4 separate regions of the Homo sapiens genome follow, and regions 1, 3 and 4 are each linked to region 2. Evidence: chromatin contacts called from ENCODE Hi-C or POLR2A ChIA-PET data. All regions are on one chromosome and are shown on one strand. The core of a region is the stretch at or near the end of the contact, and the rest is flanking DNA. Distances in the headings are between cores, read along the strand shown. Region 1 overlaps MAML2 (mastermind like transcriptional coactivator 2). Region 2 holds the start of CWC15 (CWC15 spliceosome associated protein). Region 3 holds the start of MAML2 (mastermind like transcriptional coactivator 2). Region 4 holds the start of SLC36A4 (solute carrier family 36 member 4).

Region 1 (3,584 bases), core at 582-3,081, 1.0 Mb before region 2:
ATGTCTAGGGGTGAATGTTTACGGCTCCTGAAGCCCCAGTGGGCATGTGTTACAGCGTGCTCTCTTAGTTTGCTGTCTATAGGTGGCTTGTGTTAACCAGCTCAATTAGATCCCCTTCCTTATCACAAGGACAGAGGGCTTTCTGTATCCTGGGTTCCTGCCTTGGTGTACAGGAAGAATCAGATCACACGTGGGCTTGAAGAAAGAATGCAAAGTTTTATTTAGTGGAAGTAGCTCTCAGCAGATGGAGGAACCAGAAGGAAGATGCTCTTTCCCTGGAGGTGGGCTGCTCGGTGGCCCTGGCTCTCCTCCAACAGCCCCACCTCGTCCCGCCAGTGTCCTGCTGACGGCCTGCAGGCGCCAGTGCTTGTGCGTGTGCTCCTCTGCCAGTGTGCTCCTCTCGACGTCTGGCTGCCTTTGTGTCTACTGCTAGGGTCTGGGGTTTTTATAGGCCCAGGATGGGGTTGTGGCAGGCCCAGGTGGTCTTGGGAAATGCAACATTTGGGCAGGAAGTGCCTGTCCTCACCTAGGTCGTTGGAGTGGAGCCCTTGCCAGGGACCTGCCTTTCTCTACCCAGTACTTTGCTTCCCCCATTCCATGTCATTTAAAGGGACCACACTCTTCCCTTCCTAGCAGTCCTGTATCACTTTGTGGTTGGATTTTATACTTTAGCTTTTATATTGTAGATGGACTAGTTATAATCTACTACATGAGCTACTGGAGACCTCACATTACTTAATTCTGATTACTTTGAAGAGAGAAGTGAATAGATACAAAGAATGCTTAGGGTTATCTCATTTTGTTGTTCTTAAATGTGACATTTGTTATTGGAAAAACAATATGTTTGTTGATACATAACCTACTTCCCTTGATCATTTTAAAAATTTCAATTAACCCTTGCCCCTCACCTCTCAGAAATCTGTATCTCATAACTCTCTCTTTTCACCTGAGCTCCTAGCAGTTTACAGGCAACATGGTCATCAGTGAAATGTACATGTTGAAAGAGAGAAAATAAAAACCCTCCAAGTTAGTCTGTTAAGGTGAATACATATGCTATTGCATGACCAACTAAGATAGATAATGCCCAGACAGGTCATAAAAAAGACACAGGAAAAGGGAACATTGAATAAAATGGTGGCAGCATTAGTTGACTTTATAATTCTGTTGCCTTGTGAAACAGAATTATTTGAAAGAGGTTTCTGAAAATGTTTTTGTTGCTTGTCAAAGCATGGTGCTTTGACAACACAGAAGCTATTTTTATGTAGAAACAGTAGTGAAGGTATCTTCTGTTCACTGCACAACTAAATTATAGCAACTTATCATTGTGTTGCTTAAGGAAACAAACAGATTTCAAAGGTTTATTCTAGAAAACAGTGTTTAATCAATTTCTTATACTGTCTTTGAACATAATCTAGTAAGCAGATGTGGAGTTAACGGCTTATTATGTTCATACTCCCTATATCCATTCAGAGTCTGCCAGGCTCAGAATAAAAGTCAAGACATGTGCACATAGAGACTCTGTAGATGTTTGTAGCATTTGAAATTAAAATAGTGAGAAGGCTGCCTGGGCGTCCCTTCAGACATGGCACAGTGGAGCACAGAGACAGGAAATATGCCAGACTGCCTCTGTAGGAGGCTGCTGTGAACACGTGCAGCAAGGAACAGGGAACCGCTTAATGATTAATCACTGTCAACCTTTGTTCTCGTTAAAGACTTGATTGTTGGACAAGGCTTGTAATGAGGGACTGTTTTGGTGTCTGTTGCTATGAGATTGTGTTCACTGATCCTCAGTTGATGTAAGCCGCTGTTCTCTTTTTGCCCAAGTCGAATGAACTTGAATGAAAATGCTCTCACAGTGCCTGCTAGTGGTGCTTTCAGAGGAGGTTCTGGGCATTCTGTTTACCAAATGCTACTGCAGCTCAAAAACGGAGAACAGGTAACTAAGAGTTTGGCTCAGCTGAATTTTGGCATATGAGATTTATGAAATTTTAGCAAATGTTTTAAAAGTTTGATTCTAAAAGACGTAAATAAAAGTAGATTTTATGGTAGTAATGGAATAAAAACCCTTCAACACACCCACACACCTTTTCTTTTTAACAAGCACAGATATTCAAGAATCAAAATTTTAAATTGTTACCATTTCTCTTGACTTCTATAAATAAAATATTAAATTGTGTTTTGCAAACCAAATTCTTAAACCACCAACTCATGTGAGAGGTGGGAATATGTCTTGGCATTTTCCTAAAGGCTAAGAAAAAAAATTCCATTTATTCTGTCATTGATTACAGCTTGCAGACTTTTATATAACCATTTTTTTGTTTGCTTGTTTTTAGATTCAAGGGGTACATGTGCAGATTTGCTCCATGGTTATATTGCATGATGATGAGGTTTGGGCTTCTATTGATCCCGTCACCCAAATAGTGAACATAGTACCCAATGGGTACTTTGTCTGCCCCAGCCTCTCTCCCACCCTCCCCCTTTTGGAGTCCCCAGTGTCTGTTGTTCCCAGCTTTATGTCCATGTGTACTCAATGTTTAGCTCTCACTTATAAGTGAGAACATATGGTATTTGGTTTTTCTTTCTGTGTTCATTCACTTACAAGAATGGCCTCCAGCTGCATCCATGTTGCTACAAAAGGACGTGATTTAATTCTTTTTTATGGCTATGTAGTATTTCATGGTGTATATGTACCATATTTTCTTACTAATTCAACATTGGTAGATACCTTGGTTGGTTCCATGTCTTTGCTTTTGTAAACAGTGTTGCAATGAACATATAAGTGCAGGTGGCTTTTTGGTAGAATGACTTATTTTCCTTTAAGGTAGATACTCAGTAATAGAATTGCTGGGTCAAATGGTAGTTCTATTTTTAGTTCCTTGAGAAATCTCCAAACTGCTTTCCACAGTGGCTGAACTACAATTCCCACCAGCAGTGCATAAGCATTCCCTTTTCTCTGCAACCTCATCAACATGTATTATATTTTGACTTTTTAATAAGAGCCATTCTGACTGATGAGAAATAGTAAGCATAACCATTTTTGAATATTTTACTGCAATAAAATATCAATGGAACATTTTAAAGGAGGAAAAAAACAGTATTTTTAAACTTTAAAGAATATTTTTCTGGATTAAAGTGACCTTATAAAACTCTGAATTTCTTCTAAACATAATTGCATCATCATGAAATTACTTTTAAAATATATACTTATATGAAAGTACTAATATAGAACAACTAAAACTGTTAGTGATATTCTCAGATTATGCTTACTATCCCCAGGCAAAAATATTTCTCTGTCTCTCTTTCTCTCTCTTTCTAACAAATGCAATCTGCTATAGTTTTTTGATGTGTCTGCATGAAGCAACTTTTCTTGTGTTTTACATCTGTATATAACTTTTTGGTTCAAAATACTATGTGTCTCTATTGTTCTCTCTTTTTTCATTCGCCACTATTCTTAACTCATCTACATTGTAATCAGGGAAGTTGAGTAGGGACTGTTTGTACCTCAAGAAATCTAAAATGTAGCCTCTGTCAGCATCCTATGCCCCTACCTGGTCTACAGGTAACTATGAATGTTCCACTTGATC
Region 2 (3,999 bases), core at 1,463-3,962:
GAGGGGGAAAATAAACAATTAGGAGAGCATAAGAGGACTGGCAGGCAGAATTAAGGGCCAAACTAGATTTTGTGGTAACAGGTTTAACATAAGAATTCTTGGGAGGTTATATGATTTTTGCCAGCTAGGTTAACTGATCAGATGAATTTCAAGATTTTAGTAAACTTAAGTTTCTTTTTCTTAATACTTTCAAACCATTTAAGTCAAAAGCTTTAGTTTCATTTTCTTATTAGCACTTTCATTTAAGTCAAAAGCTTTTAATTTTGTGGATTGACTATATTGTATATTGGTGTTAATGAAATTATAGGGTGGCTATTTATCACCACTGGCAACCAAAAGATTAGGTTAGTGGGCTGGGAGTTAAATCAATGAAGTGATTCACTCCAGGCTAATGAGGACAGTTGGAACATAAAAACTGTGGGTATCTCCTATAATTGTGTTACCATCTTGCCATTGTTACGTCATTCCTCTACTTCATAGTGCATCATTCATTCATTCATTCATTCAACAAATACTTACTCAGCACCTATTATGTGCCAGGCACTGTTCTATATGCAGAGGATACACCCAGTGAACAAGAGAGACAAGGTTCCTGCTTTCCTGGAACTTATGTTCTAATATAGGAAGATAGACAATAATAATAAAAATAATATTAATAATAATAATAATAGCTAACATTTATTTAGCAAGTACTATTTGCTGAGACAGTTCTAAGCACTTTACAAGTATTAATTCACTTAATCCTTAGAGTAGTATTACAAGTTAGGGACTAGAATTACGCCCATTTTACACGTGAGGAAACTGAAAGCACAGAAAGGGAAAATGACTTGCCTAAGGTTATAGAGCTAGGAAAGGGCAGAACTGGAATTTAGAACAAAAATGGGCAGGCTGAAGATCCTTTTCTCTTAATGACCTTCGCATGCTGTCTCCTGAGAGACATGGAAATAAAAAATGAATAGAATAGACTCTGGTAATGTTTAGTGGTATGAAAAATGAAACAGGGTGATGTGATGGTGTACAAACACAAGTGTTGGAGGGGTGGGGGTAGGAAAACCTCACTGTGATACCTGAGACATGAAGGATGGTGATACAGTTACTTTGGGGCACAGGCAACAGAGAAAAGCTAGTGCAAAGGCCCTAAAATAGAAGGAATCTTGCCCTGTTTTATAAAACAGAAATGCCCACTTGGCTGTGTCTAGAGCTTAGTGCGTAAGCGAGTGACTGATTGGAAGTGAAGTCTGGAAGGTAGGCAGGAACCAGACTCCGTGGGGTCTCAGGTCACATTAAGAAATGTGATTTTTATTCTAAGTGCAGTGAAATTGTACACAGGATAGTAACACCATTTTATTAATTTTAAAAGATCACTCTCTTGGCTATATGCAACACTGACTGTAGGATAAAAGATGACGCAGGAAGATATAATAGGAAGCAATTACAATCCAGGTAGGAGATGGTGTTGGCAAAGGCAAGGGTAGTGGCAGTAGAATAAAATTGCGGGTGAGTTTTAAAAGTAGAATTGTTAAGACCTGTAAATGAACCGTATGTGAAGAGTGAATGAAAAGGAATTTAAGTAGGCACTCCGGGATTTTGGTTTGAGTAACTAGCATGATGATCGCGTCTTTTAGTGAGACTTGTTAAGACTGGAGGAGGGATACCTTCGGTAAGAAAAATCAGGATTTTCATCTTGAACTCTATGACTGAAAGGGCTTTTTCTGCTTTTCTTTCTTCATTAAAAAGTTGCAAAGAATTTAGGGGTAAGAAAGCATTTAAATATTCAATTTTGTGAGTTCCTTACATTTTAAACTAAGTTGGGGAAGTTGAATTTTCATTTGTTTAACAAATATTAATTGAGCAGCTACTATACGTCAAGGTCTATGTGATGAGATACCAAGATGAGCTAAACAACCAAGATCTCTATTCTCAGAATTTGTTTTTATGGAAGGGAGGAGAGACGACTGGTAGGTTTTTGGTTTTCGGGTTTTCTACTTTTCGTTGTCTTATTAAAACTTAACACTTAAGTAGCCATCTTAATAATTACATCTTGTGCTCCTGGTAGTTGGGCCCACCATTGTAAACGCTCTCGTAAATACTGACATCTCCCCTCCCACTAAAACTAACGTTTTTTAAATAAGAAATTTTAGCAAACATTACGAATACAACCTTTGCTTTGAAGTGTTAATATTTTTGCAGGAATGGTACCTTTGTAAAGATCGTGGTTGCCCCGTACATATTTGTTCTTTCTTCATATCCAATTAAATGAAAACACTAGTTTTTCCGAAGCCCAACTCTCTAGGTTTGTTGGTTCTAGCTCAGGAGAAAGGATGGAAGCAGGAGTCGTTGGATTTAAACAGTTTGGTGTAATCCTTTTCCACGCTCTCTCCCGCTAGCCGGGGACGTGGTGTCGGCTACCCGGGGCTTTCCGTCCACGCAGTACCGGAATGAAGGAGTCTGGGAGGGGGTCGGGGACGGAAAAGACGGAAGAGACATTAAGTAATTGGTTCTTGAAGGTATAAAATGAGGTTTAGGGTCTACTCTAAGGCACTGATTTCAAACGCCCGCCCCCTGGGCCGCTTCGGCCCCGCCCCTTAGTGCCGTTACGCCGACTTCCACTTCGGCCACTGCGGATTGGTCGTTGCTTCCGCCCCCGAAGCGCTTGGATTTTGCTTCCGGGTCGTAGGCGCTAGCTCTGGGCGCAGAGGTTTCTGGGAGCCAAGAGTGGTAATGGCGTCTGTATGATCTTCGGAGCCTGCTGCATCGGACCTCGGCCAGTGTGAGCGGCAAGAGGATAGGAGATTATCTTTCTTATCGCGATGGGACGGGAAAGGGCAGTTGGGGTCGGAGTCGGCGGCAGAGTGCAGAGCGCGGGCGGTGGAGGCCCTGGAGCAGCGGGCTAGGGGCGGAACCGAGTGCCTGTCAGGCGCGTCTGGAGCTCTTGGGCCCGCCGAGGAGATCGCAGCGTACAGGCAGCTCGCCTACTGCGTAAAGCGAACCCCAGGTCCTCCCTTCACTACCCTTCGCACCCCTGCAGTGCTGGGCACGGGTGAAGAGGCAGCGAGTTTCTGGTTATAGCCAAAGACTAGCTCACGGGAGGCCGGAGTGATAATTCCGTGGGTGTGTGGGAAGGGGCGGCGCCCCCAGCGCCAGATAACCCTGTTTTCTTCTTTGTATACATGTCTCTACCCTTTTTGAAAGTTGAGAGAATTAGCATCGCCCCCCCCCCAAAAAATCCTCCCAATTCGCCCACCCTCCCCACACACTTGCTTTTCCGACACTAACAGGGTTTTAGTGACTGCATCTGCTGCACAGTATTCTTGTGACTGCTCCAAGCAGAAAGTAACTTGAGGAATGAGTCCCTGATTTTTGGCATCAGAATCCTCTGGGGGTGAGGTTCCTGTTTTTTTTGAACAGGCCTTAAATTATAACCCACAAACGATCTAATTTATAGTATGATGCCTGTTGTAGGAGAAAATTGGCTCAACAAACGGTTGTTTAAGAATTTTTTTCTGTGTAACTGTCATTGAAGTTTAACACACTTTTCTCTGGGACATTTAGTAACTTTGTCAGTGATATTTTTTGTTTGTTTTTAGCTTTTGTTTCTACTAGCCTATTTGCTATTGTGTGAAGTTTAGATAAAATGCAAACCTTACAGAGTCTGGTAGAGTAAGGTTGAGTTGGAAATTTTTAAAACTCAGTCATGGCAGTACTGTATTTTACTAGGGTTTTGACATGTCAAGTGTCATAATTCTTATAATCTATGAGGAATATCTCCATTCCACAGATGACAAAGTTAAGCCAGGTGACTTGCTCAAGCCCATATAGTCAGAAGGAGAATAGGGATGCAAACTCAGATCTTCATGACAGAATTTTTTGTACTAAGGCAAGCCTGAGAAGCCATATTCCTTGTACAGCCTAAGCCTCATAATTTGTTTTCTTGAAAACTTTTGTTTAAGAAGATTAAGCAGGTTTTGGGGAATGAGTTTTAGAACTTATTTTACCAGT
Region 3 (3,985 bases), core at 1,297-3,796, 1.4 Mb before region 2:
TATGAACAGACACTTCTCGAAAGAAGACATTTATGCAGCCAAAAAGCACATGAAAAAATGCTCATCGTCATTGGCCATCAGAGAAACGCAAATCAAAACCACTATGAGATACCATCTCACACCAGTTAGAATGGCAATCATTAAAAAGTCAGGAAACAACAGGTGCTGGAGAGGATGTGGAGAAATAGGAACACTTTTACACTGTTGGTGGGACTGTAAACTAGTTTAACCATTGTGGAAGTCAGTGTGGCGATTCCTCAGGGATCTAGAACTAGAAATACCATTTGACCCAGCCATCCCATTACTGGGTATATACCCAAAGGACTATAAATTATGCTGCTATAGAGACACATGCACTGGTACGTTTATTGCGGCACTATTCACAATAGTAAAGACTTGGAACCAACCCAAATGTCCAACAATGATAGACTGGATTAAGAAAATGTGGCACATATACACCATGGAATACTATGCAGCCATAAAAATTGATGAGTTCATGTCCTTTGTAGGGACATGGATGAAGCTGGAAACCATCATTCTCAGCAAACTATCACAAGGACGAAGAAACAAACACCGCATGTTCTCACTCATAGGTGGGAATTGAACAATGAGATCACATGGACACAGGAAGGGGAACATCACACTCTGGGGACTGTTGTGGGGTGGGGTGAGGGGGGAGAGATAGCATTAGGAGATATGCCTAATGCTAAATAACGAGTTCATGGGTGCAGCACACCAGCATGGCACATGTATACATATGTAACAAACCTGCACGTTGTGAACATGTACCCTAAAACTTAAAGTATAATAATAATAAAATTTAAAAAAAGAAATAAAAGAAATTATAAAACAAACAAAAAATCTGAGTGTATTTGTCCCCATTTCCAAGCTAACAGGATTGGTGAAAATAAAATGGACTAAAGTAGGCTATCCTATAGGGAACTAAATTGCAAATAAATCCAGTATTGAGATGTTTGCCTTGATTTTGCCTATTTCTATCCATAGCTCAGTTTGAAACGACCATATTCGTGAAATGCCAGAGTTTGTTTAGATTACTGAAGGTATATTATTTGAGACCTCAAATCCAAATGACTTCCAAATTAGGATACCCAGAATATTTTTGGTCCTGACTGTTGCAGTATTATGCTCACCTTAATTTAATCTTCATAATTGAAAATAAGCAGAATCCACAATAAGTTTTTTTTTTTTTTTTGGAGACAGAGACTCACCCTGTTGCCCAGGTTGGAGCGCAGTGGCGTGATCTTAGCTCACTGCGACCTCCGCCTCCTGGGTTCCAGCAATTATCCTGTCTCAGCCTCCCGAGTAGCTGGGATTACAGGCGTATGACACCATGCTCAGCTAATTTTTGTAGTTTTAGCAGAGACGGGGTTTCACCATATTGGCCAGGCTGGTCTTGAACTCTTGAACTCAGGTAATACACCTGCCTTGGCCTCCCAAAGTGCTGGGATTACAGGCGTGAGCCACTGTGCCTGGCCAGGATTGGATATTTTAAAGGTTGGATCACTTGAAAATGGGGGAACAATGATCTGTGTGAGATCTATTTGGTTTCTATTATTAAACTTCTTGAAACTCAGAGCCAGGTGCAGTAGTGGTGAGTACCTGTAGTTCCAGCTACTCAGGAGGCTCAAGTGGGAGGATCACTTGAGCCCAGGAGTTCAACTCCAGCCTGGGCAACATAACAAGACTCCATTAAAAGAAAAAAAAAAAAAAAACTTTTTGAAACTCAGCTGCTACACATTGACTTTCCTCATTGTATATGTGCACCAGGTAGCTAAGGATACTTCAGGTCTTATATTTGGTTTTTCATAGGCAATCATGCATTCCCAAAAAAAAAGCGTTTTTTTCTAGAACTGGTATCGATAATTGTATCATTCTCATAAAATATTTTATTTATCCCAACTGATTTGCCTGTGATCACCCAGACTCACTTATCCAGAGACACACAAATGGGCAGGCAGGTAGACAAACGCTACACCTGCCTGCCCTTTAGGAGCTAACAATGTGATTACCTCTCCTCTCCACGCGCAACCCCTTCCGCCCTCAACACACACATTCATATCTTCCTTATTCTATTAATGAACATTTCCTCGGTGCTCACACAGCTCGTGCTAGGTTGCTCAGTGGTGTCATTTACAATATACTGAAAAATGAAAATGATATCCTCAGCGGGGCGTAATGTAGGGCTGAAAGGGAAAACACATTCCTGGCCCGGAATTTCTTAAACATTTAGAGCTGGTGAAATGGTTGTGTAGAGGTTGGGGAATTTCCCCAGCCTTCCCCGCTTAACCGAGTCTGATGCTGAGCTGAGCCAGGGCAGCTGAGATGCGCAGGGCTTGGGATTTACCTCTTCAGCCACTGGGAGGCCCTCTGCGTTCCCCTTTCCCCGGTGCCTGGCTGCGATTACTCACTCGCGCAGTGGCACCAGCCTTCCACCAGGGAGCCTCGAACGAGCTCTCCCGCCCTCTCCCCGCCCCCCCACCCCCATCTGCAGCTTGCTGGCTCTCTCTTTCTCCTTCTCTGTCTCACTCTCTCTCTTTCTCTCCCTCTCCTATCGGAGCACAATGAAAGCCTGTGTATCGCCGTGACTCCGGGCGCGAGCCAGTGTCAGCAAAGCGGCTAACAACAGACGAGAAAGAGAAAGGAAAATACAAGCTACTTTTTTTTTCCATCTATAAAGCGGAGCAAATACAGGAGATAGAACCAGATTGCTTATTGCGAGTCCAGACCCTCAGATCCACTGGCCGGGGATGGAATGTACAAAAGTGGACAGAAAAGTGGCTGGACATGACTCGGTGCAATTTGCTGGAAGTTTGTAAGTTTGACCATCGTTTGTAAATTACTCTCGGAAGAGTTTGTCTCTCTTGATACTGTATTAGAATAGAGCCGGGGGTGAGGAATAGAAACGTAAGCGGGAAAGAAAAAAATGTGTTGAAGGATCTCTCTCAGTGGCTAGCGACTTAAGATTGCTTTTCATTTAAGGCTAGGAAACCTTAGAGGGAGTGAGGATTTTACCGGTGATTGGATTAGCTGAAGAAAAAAGCATGGTCCAAAAGTCCAATTACTGACATTGTTAACAGTTGAAAAGCTGTCTCCCTCTTTTGGGAGAAGACAACATCCTACAGTACCCCAAAGAGGAGAAAACACCGGAGCGAAAGGAAAGGGAGGAAAAATTAAAAGCCAAAAGACAGTCTCCCTTGATTTTTGCACATTTTGAACAGTGACTTAAACATCTTCTGAAACAGCACTGTTTTGTTTTGTTTTGGTTTTTTATTTAACCTGAGGAAAAGTCAAGGCTGCTGGTTACATAGACATGGTAGAAATGTGTTTCTCTGCAGAAACATCCCCATAAAGAATTGTCGGAAACAACTAGGTGAGGGGGAGTCCTCTCTATTAATACCTCTCTCAATACCTTTTGCTGTGTGTTTCTGTCTCTTGCTGGACAATCCCTGAATTCTTGATCTAACCCCCAGATCGTGTGTTTACAAAGTACCTAGTGGCTCTTGTCAGCTTGGTGGAGGAAAAAAAATCCACCAACTCTGTCCAACTTCTCCAGAGCTGTCAAATGCAATTAGAGTAAGTTAATCAGGGTTTGTTTCCAACTTATCCTCCCCCCAGTTGGTTTCTATTCTTTCTCCCCACCCTCTTTTTACTAACTCCCCTCCCCCACAACTTCTCCACGGCTCCCCCACAACCTCTGAAGACCTCTATTCATGTGGCCCTGAACACTGAGCTCACATTGTCAAAAACAGACTTGCCTGCAATAGCCAGCAGTAGCCTCTTTCCACCTCACCATCCCAGAGGCAGCAATCATTGTGTCCGGTAAGATGGGGGACACAGCGCCCCCGCAGGCCCCCGCAGGAGGGCTAGGGGGGGCCTCTGGGGCGGGGCTCCTTGGAGGGGGCTCAGTCACCCCGAGAGTGCACAGTGCTATCGTGGAGCGCCTCCGGGCTCGGATCGCTGTCTG
Region 4 (3,633 bases), core at 839-3,338, 1.8 Mb after region 2:
TATGGAAGGTGCTCCGTAAAATGTGCTTGAATACATTAAAGACTTCTAAATGTTTCCTTTCATATACCTATGAGGCTATATTCAGTAACTTTCAACAACTGTTCATTGAGTGACTGGTATTTGTAAGTCACTGTGCTAGGCCTGTTTGGACAAAGACAAATACAGTTAATTCCTCAACAGGCCTAGCACAGTGCCTTGCACATAATAGTATACAGCATAGTATAAAGCCCAGAAAGAGGAATAATTATAAGTGGAGAAGTGTTGTAACAGAGATACGAACAAAGTGCTGCAGTTGCAAAGAAGGAAGTAGTTAAGATGTGATGCAAGAAGTTAAAGTCAGGAAAAGAAATGAATTTCCAGGGTTCAAATTGTCACATTCTGTATAATGTCTCTATTTTGATACAGCTGTACTTTATATCTGCTTCTAATTTATAAGACCTGGAGTAGAAGTCCTAGTAAATATGTTCTCAAGTAGAGATGCATGAAAAACATATTTCTCTTGAATCTTATGATCATTGTTATCACTTGCTTTATCTCCACATCACTGTAAAGACATTGGGCCTCCTACCTCAGCCCAACCCTCTTCAAAAGATTTCAGGCCTATACTACAAGTCAAACTTTTCTTCCTTCCATATTGCCAGATCTGCTTTCCCTGAAGCTGAGATTAGGGGACAATGACTTTTGATCCCTTTTAACTCTCAAAGGATAATGTTCTTTTAAGATGCTGTCCCACATGTTCTCATTATAATGAGTGGTTTATGGAAAATTACCTTGGTCCTATAATTTCTGTCTGATGCCTATCTTCTCTCCTGCTGATCTTTAACCAGGTGATCCACCCCAACACAGGTTAGGGAACATTGCTCTAGCTATGTTCCAGAATAGATTTCTTCTTCTTCTTCTTTTTTAAAAAAAATCTCCTTTACCCCTTTATTTGTCAGGAACACTTCAAATAAAACCTTCTTTTGGGATTTGCATGTGTATGTATGTGAACAAATTGGGTTCACTTAAAGGAAAAGAAAGGGGGTTGGCAAACTGTCATTATCACTAGTTATCTAGTGAAAGCCTACAGAGGATGCAACAGGAGGAAAGATGTAGATAGTATGTAACTGCGTACCTTTTTAATCTCAGAATTTTAAATATTTAACACCATTGCCATATAGTTACATCAGTGACTGTTAATCAGACCCACTCCCCCCCAAAAAAACCCTTTCCTAAAGCAACCCCACTGAATGAAACGGACACAAATAAAAAGGATTGTCTGGTGTACTGACTTCCAAGAACTATGAAGTGAAAAAAAAAAGAAAGCGATTTTAAAATTAAAATAAATATTTTCCTTTTAAACCAAAAGCTTGCTTCATCCATTGATTCATCGAATATTCATTGGTACCCATCTGGGAGGCCAGCTTTGCATATTTTTCGAGAGCTCCAGCTCTGAAGGCAGAAGGATTCTACTTCTGCCATGTACAAGCTTCCTGTCCCCAGACACGTTACTTACCTCCGTGCCTTAATCCCTTCATCTTTAGCGTTAATGTAAATATTAGAATTATCTCACAAATTGTAGTCAGAATTAAAGATAATGTATGTATGGTGCTTAGGAGTACTTGAAACTACATCAGTACACTTAGTCTTTACCTTAATTTTCTTTCAGCACCACGGTCAACGTCAAATATCTGGAAGGACATTGAAATATCCTGAAAGTGAAATTGTATATGACTTAATTAAATTCTATTTAAGTGTCTCCTGTAACTCTAACTATAGAAACAGGGAGACGAATAACCAGAGTAGTCAGAACCTCAGCATGGGTAGGGGACAAATCCCGTCCTTCTTCGCATTCTCCAAGGTGACTTACAGAACGCTAACGCCTTGCATACGGACAGGCGCCCCAAATTTAAGTTCGCCGTCATCTTTAAAACCCCCAGGGAGCTATGGGCCCGGGTCTCGGCTAGCTCTAAGGTCCCACCCTCGCTGATCTCAGGTTACCCAACCCTCCTCTCGGGTTACCCAACCCGGCCTCGCAGCAGTCCTCGGGTCTTCGGCCCCTCCCGCCCCTCGCCGGCGGTGCCCGCCGAGCCGGGCTGTCCCACTGCGCATGCTCCTCGCCGCGCGGTTGGGGAGCGCCGGGGCAGGGAGGCGGGCACCAGGCGCGGGTCCCTCCGGGCAGGGGAGGTAGGCCTGGGCCTGACGCCGGCCACGCAGCGGCGGGAGAGTGAGCACTCGGGCGGCGGCGTCCTGGAGACCCGCGAGAGATGGAAGCGGCGGCGACGCCGGCGGCTGCCGGGGCGGCGAGGCGCGAGGAGCTAGGTCGGTGTTGTGCGTGGGCAGGGAGCCGGGGCTGACGTGGGCGGGGGTCTGTGCGGGAGTCGGGTGCGCCCACACCTCCAGGGGCCCCGCGCTTGGCCTGAGTTGAGGCCCGATTGCTAACTGACCCCGTGGTCAGCATCCGCAAAGGAACCGGTTATCTGACCCCGAGAACTTGGTCAGACGAAGCCCAGGCCTGAATAGGGCGTTAAAATATGTGTGTGTGTGTTTGCGCGCGCGCGTGTGGGTGAGTGTGTGTGTTGAGTGGGGCGGGGCCCTGTGGGTACACGTCAAAGACGCAAGAGCCTGCGCCGTGACTCACGGTTTTTTTCCCAATGATGCTTTAAGGAAGTTATCATTGTTCTGCTTTTCAAATGCTGCAGCCCCATTCGGAATCTCCAGATGAATCCTCATTTTACTCCTTGTTATCCCAGAGTTTCGAACAGGTCGTGCTGACCAGAATGAACAGGAGATACCTGTAGCTTGCTCACTTGGCAAAGTTTGTTTGTTTTTTGCTGCTTTCCTCCCATCTTGTTTCTTGGCGACAGGGCGTGTTTGTTTACGGTTTCCCGCTGTCCAAAATAAAAAAGTAAGGATCAGGGTGGTAAAATGATCGCTCTCCCAGTTATACGTACTGTACTTGGGAGTATTTTTCATTCGATGCTGATTAAATGTAATTAAAAAATTAAATCTAAATGGAATCTTCAAGAAAACCGTTGAACTTTAAAAAATACCGTATTATAAGTAACTGATAGGTTGTTGTTATTCCTCTAATAGCCTGCAGGGCACTTTGCAATGGAATTGTTTTCAGGCCGTAATAATGGTAGAAACAATAAACTTAACATTTTATTGCGTGCTTACTGTGTGCAAACACTGTGCTAAGTGCTTTACCTATGCATTGTCTTTAATCCTCACAGCAACTGAGATAGGTGCTATCATGATTTCCATTTTATAGATACAGTAATTTTAAGCTTATTAATGGCAGAACCCAAATGTGAACTCAGGTTTCATTCATTAATAACCTGTCTTAGTGAGGATATGGAGAAATGGGTATTCTCATGCATTGCTGGCAGGAAAGGGATAATATATTTAGCCTTAAAAATGTACATATCGGCCTGGCGCGGTGGCTCACGCCTGTAATCCCAGCACTTTGGGAGGCTGAGGCGGCCGGATCATCACAAGGTCAGGAGATGGAGACCATCCTGGCTAACACGGTGAAACCCCGTCTCTACTAAAAACACAAAAAATTAGCCGGGCGTGGTGGCGGGCGCCTGTAGTCCCAGCTACTCGGGTGGCTGAGGCAGGAGAATGGCGTGAACCCGGGAGGCGGAGCTT

Evidence for each region. Hi-C counts contacts between places; a loop is a spot of excess contacts on that map. ChIA-PET counts read pairs that join two places held with the same protein, here RNA polymerase II (POLR2A). Pooled maps may share reads with other maps.
Region 1: a map of naive thymus-derived CD4-positive, alpha-beta T cell shows a loop between it and region 2 (10-fold over the local background). The contact joins the enhancer-like site here to the promoter of CWC15 in region 2. A Hi-C loop is called at or near these places in 1 of 168 maps with a recorded cell type or tissue (naive thymus-derived CD4-positive, alpha-beta T cell) and 6 of 50 pooled maps. POLR2A ChIA-PET finds 5 or more read pairs at or near these places in 1 of 52 experiments (naive thymus-derived CD4-positive, alpha-beta T cell).
Region 3: a pooled map shows a loop between it and region 2 (4-fold over the local background). The contact joins the promoter of MAML2 here to the promoter of CWC15 in region 2. A Hi-C loop is called at or near these places in 6 of 50 pooled maps.
Region 4: a map of CD8-positive, alpha-beta T cell shows a loop between it and region 2 (6-fold over the local background). The contact joins the promoter of SLC36A4 here to the promoter of CWC15 in region 2. A Hi-C loop is called at or near these places in 3 of 168 maps with a recorded cell type or tissue (CD8-positive, alpha-beta T cell and naive thymus-derived CD4-positive, alpha-beta T cell), 1 of 37 single-sample maps with no recorded cell type and 11 of 50 pooled maps.

The regions. Positions count from the first base shown.
Region 1 is chr11:96,010,463-96,014,046 of GRCh38, reverse strand. All of the region lies in intron 2 of MAML2 (mastermind like transcriptional coactivator 2), which reads left to right. Among named protein-coding and RNA genes, the nearest start is that of MTMR2, 88 kb to the right of the region's middle. RefSeq lists an enhancer at 1,407-2,010. Within about 2 kb of position 1,831, at least 17 of the 41 ENCODE cell types and tissues checked have a DNase peak (open chromatin) inside an H3K27ac peak, as active enhancers do.
Region 2 is chr11:94,972,269-94,976,267 of GRCh38, reverse strand. CWC15 (CWC15 spliceosome associated protein) reads left to right here and starts at 2,712. Exons shown (of 7, transcript NM_016403.4): 1 at 2,712-2,770. It overlaps KDM4D (lysine demethylase 4D), which reads right to left and starts at 2,559. Exons shown (of 3, transcript NM_018039.3): 1 at 2,200-2,559; 2 at 520-614. RefSeq lists enhancers at 2,306-2,455, 2,776-2,945, 2,660-3,435.
Region 3 is chr11:96,341,756-96,345,740 of GRCh38, reverse strand. It overlaps MAML2 (mastermind like transcriptional coactivator 2), which reads left to right and starts at 2,546. Exons shown (of 5, transcript NM_032427.4): 1 at 2,546-3,985. The coding sequence starts at 3,846. RefSeq lists silencers at 2,363-2,552, 3,670-3,929.
Region 4 is chr11:93,196,446-93,200,078 of GRCh38, reverse strand. SLC36A4 (solute carrier family 36 member 4) reads left to right here and starts at 2,088. Exons shown (of 11, transcript NM_152313.4): 1 at 2,088-2,301. The coding sequence starts at 2,247. RefSeq lists a silencer at 1,947-2,326.